Linked DNA regions of Mus musculus: regions 2 and 3 are each linked to region 1. A link is a contact called in ENCODE Hi-C or POLR2A ChIA-PET data. All regions are on one chromosome and are shown on one strand. The core of a region is the stretch at or near the end of the contact, and the rest is flanking DNA. Distances in the headings are between cores, read along the strand shown.

Region 1 (2,973 bases), core at 256-2,755:
GCTTCTCTCTCCTCTGTTCTTACCGCTGCTTTTGTTATTTCTTCACTTTAACTGGGCTGCCACCAGCGTCTTCCTGGCCCTCCCAATACCCGACACTGAAGATTTGTTGTGTCCCACAACAGACACAGCAAAGTCCTAGGACCCCAGGACTGCCCACTTGAGGGATGCCAGAGCAGGACTGAGGTCCTCTTCCACCCCGACTCTGCCTCCACTGTTCCCAGCTCTTTCCTCTGCTTTCTGTAACACAACATGGTTGACTGCTTCCGCGAGGCCTCCATACACGGAGGCCACAACGGCACCACGCTCGCCAACCTTAACGCTCTCTCAGCTTTCCATTGGCCATCCCTGGGAGTGAGAGTTGTGGGTGAGCTCTGCCCTAACAGCTACGCCAAATACCGGGAGCTGAAGAACTTGAGGGAGATGTGGTCCAGGAAACCTTGGGACCAGGAGGAGCAAGAGTGGGTCTGAGGTGTCACCAAATCCCCCAGATCTCACCCTGAGATGAGCCAGGGCAGGACCACTGTCCCTTCTTACTCCAGGCCTGCATGTCCTGGTACTGGTAGCCCTGAGCACCCCACCTTTGCCACACAGGAGGCAGTCACGTGACGGGTGATGAACTTCCCCTCTCTTTATAATGTCCCATCCAGCAGCACCTGGAATTCCTCCTCATGCAAATGAGGTGTCCCCACCACCCTGGCCAGTGATGTACACTTGCGCCCACTCGACCCCAAAGGTTTAAATAGCCTTTGTTCTCCCCCATTCCCCAATTAAATGAGCTGTCTCACTGAAGCCTGTCTCCCAAGAGTCCGTTCTCTCAGGATCCATCGTCACCCTGCACGGGAGGGGAAGCGCGGACCAGTGTCTTGTCCACAGAGCCTTCACTCCTGGGCTGGGTCATCTTCTGGCATTTGAAGCAGGCCCCTGGGTGAGAGCCACCAACCAGAAGAAAATGAAACCGCAGTGCCTTCTCTGGATCCTCTACTTCTGTGCAGCCCCTCCCCTGCAGATCCTGACTCTGCTGTGCTATGGGGTCTCTGGTCACTCCATCCCCAGCCCATCCTCTCTGGGACCTCCCCTGAGACCTCCCTCATCCTCCCTAGCCTTCTACCCTGTCTCCAGCCTCCCTCACCCCAGCCCTCCTCCCCTGAAGTCTGTCTCTCCCCTGGAGGCTCCAGTGGTTTGGATACCCTTAGCCCAGCTGCCCACATGACCTCATTTTTCCCAACACACACACACACACACACACACACACACACACACACACACACACACACACACACAAACACACACACACACTCACAGTGAGTTCATACAAACACACAACAGCACACACAGTGCACATACAAACATGCACACACTGCAGCACACAGCACATACACACACACACACACACACACACACACACACACACCTTCTGGGTGTGTCTTGCTAGATCTGAGGTAGCCTTGACTCCTCCCATTGTCCCCAGTCAGGAGCCTTCCTACCCCATCAGGTTGGGGGAGGGGAGGGAACAGAGACTAAACTCCCAAGAGGCCAGACCAGCTGGGCTTGCAAAGGATCAGCTCTGCCCAGGGTGCAGCCTGTCCATACTCTGCAAACCCCCTCTTCCAGTAGCCTGCCTTCTGCTGAGGAGCTGAAGAACCTGAGTATGTGGGGCAAGATCTTCCCACCGCTGAGGAACTGACAGTCAGCCTCCTGCTTTCCGCAAAGGAAGCAAATCTTTGCTGGGGACTGGAGACTCGGGTCCAGCCAACTCAGCCATCATTGCCCAGGGAGACTCTGGTATGTGCCTCAGTTTCTTCCTCTGGAAACCAGAGTCCTGGTGCCAGTCTGGTGGTGTTGCTGGCAAGCTACAGGCACCGGGCAATGATGTGCAGACGCCCTCCTTCAAGCCCCCAGTTCTGGGCCCTGGGCACCTCCTCTAGTTAGCCTTCCTCTGTGGCCAGTGTCCAGGAGAGCTTCCCAGCAGACTCGGGGGGTTGGAGGGAAGGGGTAACCAGCCTTCTGCCTTTTAATTTAGATTCTTGGGTTTATGGCAGGAAGCACGGACTGACTGACGCTGTAATTAAGGCGATTCCTGAAGCCAGAGGAGGCAGAGAGAGGCGCTCCATAGAAGGCTGATTCCCACATCTCTCTTTCTCTCTCCAGCCCAAGACCCAACCTCAGAGCCTCAGCAGGCATCTCCGCCTCAGCTCCATGGCAGGGACACTGTTCTGTGTCTCAGAGAAGCAGAGCTGGGTGAAGGCACACCAAAGTCCACACTGCACATGCGTGCGTCTCCCTCCGACACCTGCAGCCGTCTATCCCAGGAGTGCAGGGAGGGGTCAGACTCTGAAACTAAAGGGTCTGTCTTCACAGAGTGCACCCAACCCCCCGCCCCAGTCCACATTCCTGAGGAGTCTGGGCAGAGTCTGGTCATGGAGACTGTGGGAGGGGCAGATCCCACCCAGGGTCAAGAGCAGGGCAGGAGCTTAGGGCTGGGTACCCTGCTTGCTGCAGAAGTCTGCCAGCCAAGGCCTGGGGCAGTGCTGGGGAGACCTGGGGACTCAGCATCTCCTATAGCTTTTTCCATCCATGGGCCCAAGAGCTGGAGCTCAGATTGTCTGCAGGTTGATAGTCCTCCCCTTCCTCTATATAAAATCCATCGGAAGAGAGCAATTGTCTTCAGGAAGGGTGCTGTCTCCCACAGGACACACAGGGCTTTTATCTCCAGACTCTTCATCCCCTCTTCCTTCCTTGTCCTCCCAGGCTCTATGCCCCTCAGCAACCCGTGCCCTCTGTGGGCCTCTGAGCTAAGAATTAGTGGTCTGGGCTTGACCAGTGGCTCAGGCCTAGAATCTCAGCTACCTGGAAGGTTGAGCTTGAAAGTTCAAGTCCTGCCTGGGCTATAGTATAATAGAGATGCTGCCCAAAAATAAAAGATAAGAAGAAAAAAGGGAAGGGAAGGGAAGGAAAGGGAAGGGAAGGGAAGGG
Region 2 (2,973 bases), core at 131-2,630, 58 kb after region 1:
TGCTTCCTCCAGAGGGGCTGCCTAGACAGGGAGTGGATCACGTACTTGGGTGATTTCAAAGGACCCTTCTCCCCATTTAACTAATAAAGGCCACATCTGTGATCGGGCAGTGGAAGGGAAAGGTGGGGCTGGAGATTTTAGAGAGGGAGAAGAGAGGACGAAGGAGAGGCAGCCAGAGAAAGAGGAGGTGGAAGAAAAGTGGAGTAGAACCATGTGTCCCAGAGACACCACCAATAGCAGGGGATCTCGTAGCTGGGAATAGAGCAGTGTAGTGGCAAATCTGCCCAATCAGGGCATACAGCTTATAAATACTGTAACTGAGTTGTGTGCTCTTTGCAAGCGGTTGGAGATTTACTGCAACACGTGGCCAGATTAGCTTCTGTGCTTCTTAGATCCCTGGGTACTTCCTGAGAGGGTGAGCCTCCTCCACCCCCACTTCCTGAGGGACCCCCACCTAGCACAAGGGACTCCAAAGAAGTACCAAGCCCTTGGCTGGTCGCCACTTTGCCCAGGACAACCATACTGCACTTGTCCCTCTCTACCCCTGCTTCTCGTGCCAGGCAGAGGAAAAAGTGCTGGACAATTCAGGAACTGAGTCACAGGTCCTCCAGACACACCCTGTGCCCTCCCTGTGCCTTGAGACACACCCTGTGCCCTCCCTGACCTCAGTTTCCCCATCTGTGTAAGTGAGGCTTGCCTCTGCGTGGAATCCCACCTTCCTGTCTGCTGTATTTCTTTACCTTCCCATCTCCATCTCTGGAAGGAAACTGAAACATCTAGGCAGGAATGCGGCCTGCCTCCCAAAGTGCAGAGGCACCCCCTTAGCCTGACCTCAACTCCCCCAGACCTGAGGCACTCGGGCACCCGGGGGCGTGCAAGGACAGGACCTTGGATGCCATCATTGGGAGGAGAGGGGCACAGTGTGTGTGTCTATGTGTGTGTGTGTGTGTGCTCACACTGTAGAGTGTGCACCACTCTACAGTCAATGGGTCAATGTTGATCTCCCTAGAAGCCCTGGAGTCAAGCCGGGGCTAGAGAGGGATGGGAGGGGTGCCTGAGTGTAGAGAGGAACTTCCCCCTCCCAAGCCAAGGTTGGGGCCCATTGGTAGGAGAAGTGCAGTCAGGGCAGCCTGAGTGGCAGCCACCAGCACAGTAGGTGTTGCTCTCTGCTTGGCTTCTGAACTTGACAGGGAGGGCAGTTGAGGCAGCTATATGGACACCTCTGCTGGCTACAGGAGCCTGGAGTCTCCTTTGCTCCCTCCTCCCTCCCTCTTCCCTCCCTCCCTTCCTTCCTCCTCTTTCATGTTCCTCTTCTATTCCCCCCCCCCTTCCTGAGAGCCTGGTGTTAAACATTTACCAGCCCCTGGCTGGAGGCCACCACCAGTATCCCCAAGGGATCCCTGCCTTAGAAAGTCTGAGCTCAGATGCCCTGAACCCTGGTCTCAGGCCAGGTGACAGATCTGAGCCTGTGGTCCGAAAAACGTAGGGGAAAGGCCATGCGTTCCTCGTCACTAACAATTAGCTTCTCTTTTGACGCCATCATGACAATTTCCTGTGCAGGGCAGGGAAGAGTCCTGACTGTCCCCTTTGTGGTAAAGATTGAAGGGCTTACAGGTTCAGAGCCCCTGGACACGAGGGCAAGCCCTGCCCTGTGACACTGTCATCAATTGAGTAAATATTTGCCAAGTACCTCACTTAACCTCTGGGGTATGTTTCTTCAGCTAGACGGGCTCATTTGGCTGCATTCACTATTCATTCGTTCATTCATTCATTCGTTCATTCATTTGTTCATTCATTCATTTGTTCATTCATTCATTTGCTCATTCATTCATTCGTTTGCTAATTCATTCATTCTCTCACTCATTCATTTGTTCATTCATTCATTTGCTCACTCATTCATTTGCCCATTCATTCATTCATTCACTCACTCATTCATTTGCTCACTCATTCATTCACCCCCCACTCATTCTCTGGGTAGCTCCTGTCAGGTGGTGTGTAGGAAGATAGCAACATCTGGATATTTATGCCATGAATCCTGGCTCAGTTCTGGCTCAGCCCCACCTTCTTATGTTTTCTGGGCCTCAACCTTTCTTCCTGTATAATGGCGTCATGCAAGGGAGCTTTCCAAGTTCTCTCTGAGTCTACCTGGTGGAACAAGGCCCCAGCTGAGGCCACTGGTCATCAGGGTGACTAGTCCAGCAAGAGCTCAAAAGGTCACCAGCTCACACCCTGGAACAAAGCTCCTGCCACAAACTCATGCCAGTAACTTTAGCTCTCAGGAGGCTGAGGCAGAAGGATGGCAAGTTCAAGACCATCCTGGGATAAATAGCAAGTCCCTGTCTCAAAGGTTGAAAACCAAAACATGAGATTAAAATGGTCAGTTGTAGAGTGTGTACGTTATTACAATAAAGACACAAACCAGAATGGTGCCTGGCTCAGTGAGTGATGTAGCCTGCTGCCAAGCCTGACAGAGTGGGATCTGTAGGACCTACAGGGCAGGAGGAGAGAATGGACATCTGAAGGCTGGCCTCTGACCTCCTGGCACACACACTGTCATACACACACACACACAGACATATACACATACACTGTAATACAAAGATTTTGTTTTGTTTTGTTTTGTTTTGTTTTGTTTTGAGACAGGGTTTCTCTGTGTAGCCCTGGCTATCCTGGAACTCACTCTGTGGACCAGGCTGGCCTCGAACTCAGACAGAGATCTGCCTGCCTCTGCCGCCCGAGTGCTGGGATTAAAGGTGTGCACCACTACGCCCAGCTTTTTTTTTTTTTTTTTTTTTTTTTAAATTAAGAAATACAGAACAGGGCAGGGTAGTGCACACCTTCAATTCCAGAACTTGGGAGACAAAGGCAGTAAGATCTCTGTGAGTTCAAGGTCAGCCTGGCCTACGATGCAAGTTCCAAGCCAGCCAGGGTTACATAGTAAGACCACCCCCACCAAGAGAGAGAGACACACAG
Region 3 (2,973 bases), core at 293-2,792, 38 kb after region 1:
CTGTCTTTCCCTGCTCCCCAACCACAGTACCCAGGAAGAGGGAGCCACAAGCTGGATCAGGGAGGGGAGTTAGGATCTCAGAATCCCTGCCCTGTTCACACCTTGGCAAAAGCAACTTTGGCCCTTCCTCGAGACAGGGCCAGGATCTAACACCCCGTTTACCCCTAACTCTCCACCCTTCAAGAGCTCCAGTCTGGCCTTTTACCCTCCCAACGTGGAAGGCGAAAAGAATAAGGAAACTTCTCACCCCAAAGGGTTCCTCTGCGCTTCACCCCCCGACCCCTAGCTGGAGTCGGCAGAAGACTTGCTATGCCCAAAAGCAGAGAAAAGTTTTTGCTGTGGGAAACGGAAGCCAGCTAGCTCCGGCTGGGTAGACAGGAAGATCCTCGGCCAAGGGCAGGGCAGGAATTCCCACCCTCTCGGAGACCCTAGCTGAGGGACAACGCCCCCAAGCACACCCCCGGCTGCGGCCTTGAGCAAAGGCAACCTGTGCGGGCCCCCTCACCTTGCGTGGCTCCAAGACGCTGGGGCGGGGGCAGGTGATTCACTCCCCCACCTCCAGGTGCCTGGGCTCCCCGTGGCCCCGAGATGACGGCTCCACACCGCGGGAAGCCGCAACCCCACCTGCCGCATTTCCTCCTTCTGAGTCACCCCTTGCTCAGAACACTTGACTTTGGGACTTCCTGTACTCGCTCCCAGCCCTTAACCTGTCTCCCGAACCTGGGAGGGCAGCTTGGGAAGGAGGGAAGGTGTGAGTGGCCGGGGCTGACCCCAGGCGCTCCCAATGCTGGCCCAAAGGACCCCAGTGAAAAATCGGATGGGGCGTAGAGAGACTCTTTTGCTTGGTGCAGGGCACCGAGAGGACCCCTCCCCAAAAAGCAGGGCCTGCATCCAAATGCCTTCCGCGAGAAATCGGGGCAGATGATGAGTTAAGTGAACTCGGGTTACTAAGAGGCTGATCGCCGGGAAAACCCTACTGAGCGTCCTTTCCTCTGAGGGACCGAGAGCGCCCTGCGGGGGTCCCGCTCCAGAAGCCGCCACAGGGCTGAAACCGCGTGGCGGGCGCCGCGTCCCCCTTCCCGCGGCCTCCGAGCCCTGCGCGCCCCAGCCGAGATCCCTTAGTTCCAGAGAACCTAGGATCTCAGGGTATGGATCCCCAAGATCGTTCCGGACCGCAGCCCGCGCGCTCTGCCTAACCTTGCGCACTGAGACCCAGCAGCCATAAGTCAGTTTCCAAAGGTGCGTCCCAGAGAGGAGGCTGGGGCGCCCGGGGTCCCATGTCCCGGAGTCCCTGCTAGGCTGCGGCCACCGACCGCGTAGACACTCACCTTCCTTTCCCTGTGCCGCCGCGGCCGCCAGCGCGCAACCCCACAGCAGCGCCAGGCAGAAACCGACTGCCCGGAGCTCCATGCCGCACCCCTCGCTCCCCGCGATCCCTGCTGTCCGCACGCCGGTCTCGGTGCCCCAATCCTGCCCGCCCGCCGACAGAGACAACTTCTACCCTCCTGCTCCAAGTCCTTAATGGAAGTTGGGTGAGAACCCGCTCCTGTTCATTCATGCCCTGCGCTGACGTCACCGAAACCACGCCCTCAGGAATGTCTTTAAAGGGGCCGGACTGACACCCTGACTAGAGGGCGGGGAAGCCAGAGGGAAGTTGGGGTTGGGGGGGAGGTCAGGAATTTGGGGAGGATTGAGGGGGCCAGTGCGTGGGCCTTCGTGTGCAAACCTTGAGGAGATTTCTCATTTCAAAGCGCCACCAGGGTTAGTGTCCAAATATGTGGAATGAATTTGTGCCTACTCTCCCCTTTTGCCCTTGGGCTTCAAGATGTGAATTGTAAATCTGAGAAGTAGAAGCTTCCGTAGCAAAGGGCCTCAAAAAACCAAAAAATAGAAAAAGAAAAAGAACAAGAACAAGAACTCCTGATAACACACACACACACACACACACACACACACAAACACACATACACACTTGCTCCTGAGTCCCCCAGAAGATATGCCACACCCAGGAAGGTCCTCTAAGCTGTGTACCAAGAGTAGTGCCTCTGGGAACATGTCAGACATGCAGGTGTCTTCACTTTAGAGTGGAGGGCTTAAGATAAGGTTCCAAGGTACCCTAGGATACCCAAAGGCTGCACAACTCAACAGTCACAGACAAGTCACAGGACTTGAAGCTGGGCCCTGACCTGCTTTAACCACTTCCATTTGGGGACCCAGCACACACCCTCATGGGTAACTCTTGACCTCTGCCTCTGAACTCCAACAGAACACCCTTGTCCCCTGATCCCTGGGTGACAGAATGAGATTACGTTTTGATACCTTGGGGATGTCTGCCTCCTACCCACCCTTCCTCTGCCAAGGTTCCTCAAATCTGAGTTCATCTCTTCTCTTGGCGTCTAGAGTCAGTGAAACAAACGGATGTGAAGTGAACCAGGCAGCCAGTCCAGTCACCCACAACTGCCTGTTGCTCTGTTACCATTTGGCCAGTGGAAAGGGAACAGCTGTAGCAGGCTTGGTTCTCCGTGGACCTTTCTGCCCACCTCCTAGTCCCTGGCCTTCCTCTCTGTGACTCCCCAGTCCCTGGTCATCCTGGCCCATATTATACAACTCTGGTACCAGGTGCTCCTCCTGGGGTCCTACCCACCAGCTTGGCCTTGGCGCCTGTTTCTGAGAAACGGGTTCAGACATTTCCCCTGGAGGGGGAGAGAAAGGGTTAATTATAGGTGTTGGGGTTAATTAAAGCCTTTGATCAGGGATGGATGATGGGAGAGAAGGCTATGTCTTCTGAGAAGGAGAGTGGCTGGACATGTATGTGTGAGCATGTTTGGATGAAGTACCGGAGCATCTGAGCTGGGTCATAAGGGTTAGTGTATGGGAATCCGTGAGCGACTTGTGTGTTATATCGAGCGTGGACGTGTTGATGTGTATGCAAGTGTGTGCTCCAGTGTGAGAGGACCTGTGTGTACCTGAGTG

The links. A loop is a pair of places that touch in the nucleus more often than their neighbours do. ChIA-PET counts read pairs that join two places held with the same protein, here RNA polymerase II (POLR2A).
Region 2: POLR2A ChIA-PET joins it to region 1 with 21 read pairs in embryonic stem cell. The contact joins two enhancer-like sites. A Hi-C loop is called at or near these places in 2 of 37 maps with a recorded cell type or tissue (T-helper 2 cell and heart). POLR2A ChIA-PET finds 5 or more read pairs at or near these places in 4 of 5 experiments (Patski and embryonic stem cell).
Region 3: POLR2A ChIA-PET joins it to region 1 with 11 read pairs in embryonic stem cell. The contact joins the promoter of Epha2 here to the enhancer-like site in region 1. POLR2A ChIA-PET finds 5 or more read pairs at or near these places in 4 of 5 experiments (Patski and embryonic stem cell).

What each region holds. Positions count from the first base shown.
Region 1 is chr4:141,337,568-141,340,540 of GRCm38, reverse strand. No RefSeq gene overlaps it. Among named protein-coding and RNA genes, the nearest start is that of Fam131c, 29 kb to the left of the region's middle. Within about 2 kb of position 1,505, at least 1 of the 3 ENCODE cell types and tissues checked has a DNase peak (open chromatin) inside an H3K27ac peak, as active enhancers do; it is heart, where a contact is called at or near this core.
Region 2 is chr4:141,279,883-141,282,855 of GRCm38, reverse strand. No RefSeq gene overlaps it. Among named protein-coding and RNA genes, the nearest start is that of Gm13056, 2.9 kb to the right of the region's middle. Within about 2 kb of position 1,380, at least 1 of the 3 ENCODE cell types and tissues checked has a DNase peak (open chromatin) inside an H3K27ac peak, as active enhancers do; it is heart, where a contact is called at or near this core.
Region 3 is chr4:141,299,790-141,302,762 of GRCm38, reverse strand. It overlaps Epha2 (Eph receptor A2), which reads right to left and starts at 1,542. Exons shown (of 17, transcript NM_010139.3): 1 at 1,329-1,542. The coding sequence starts at 1,410.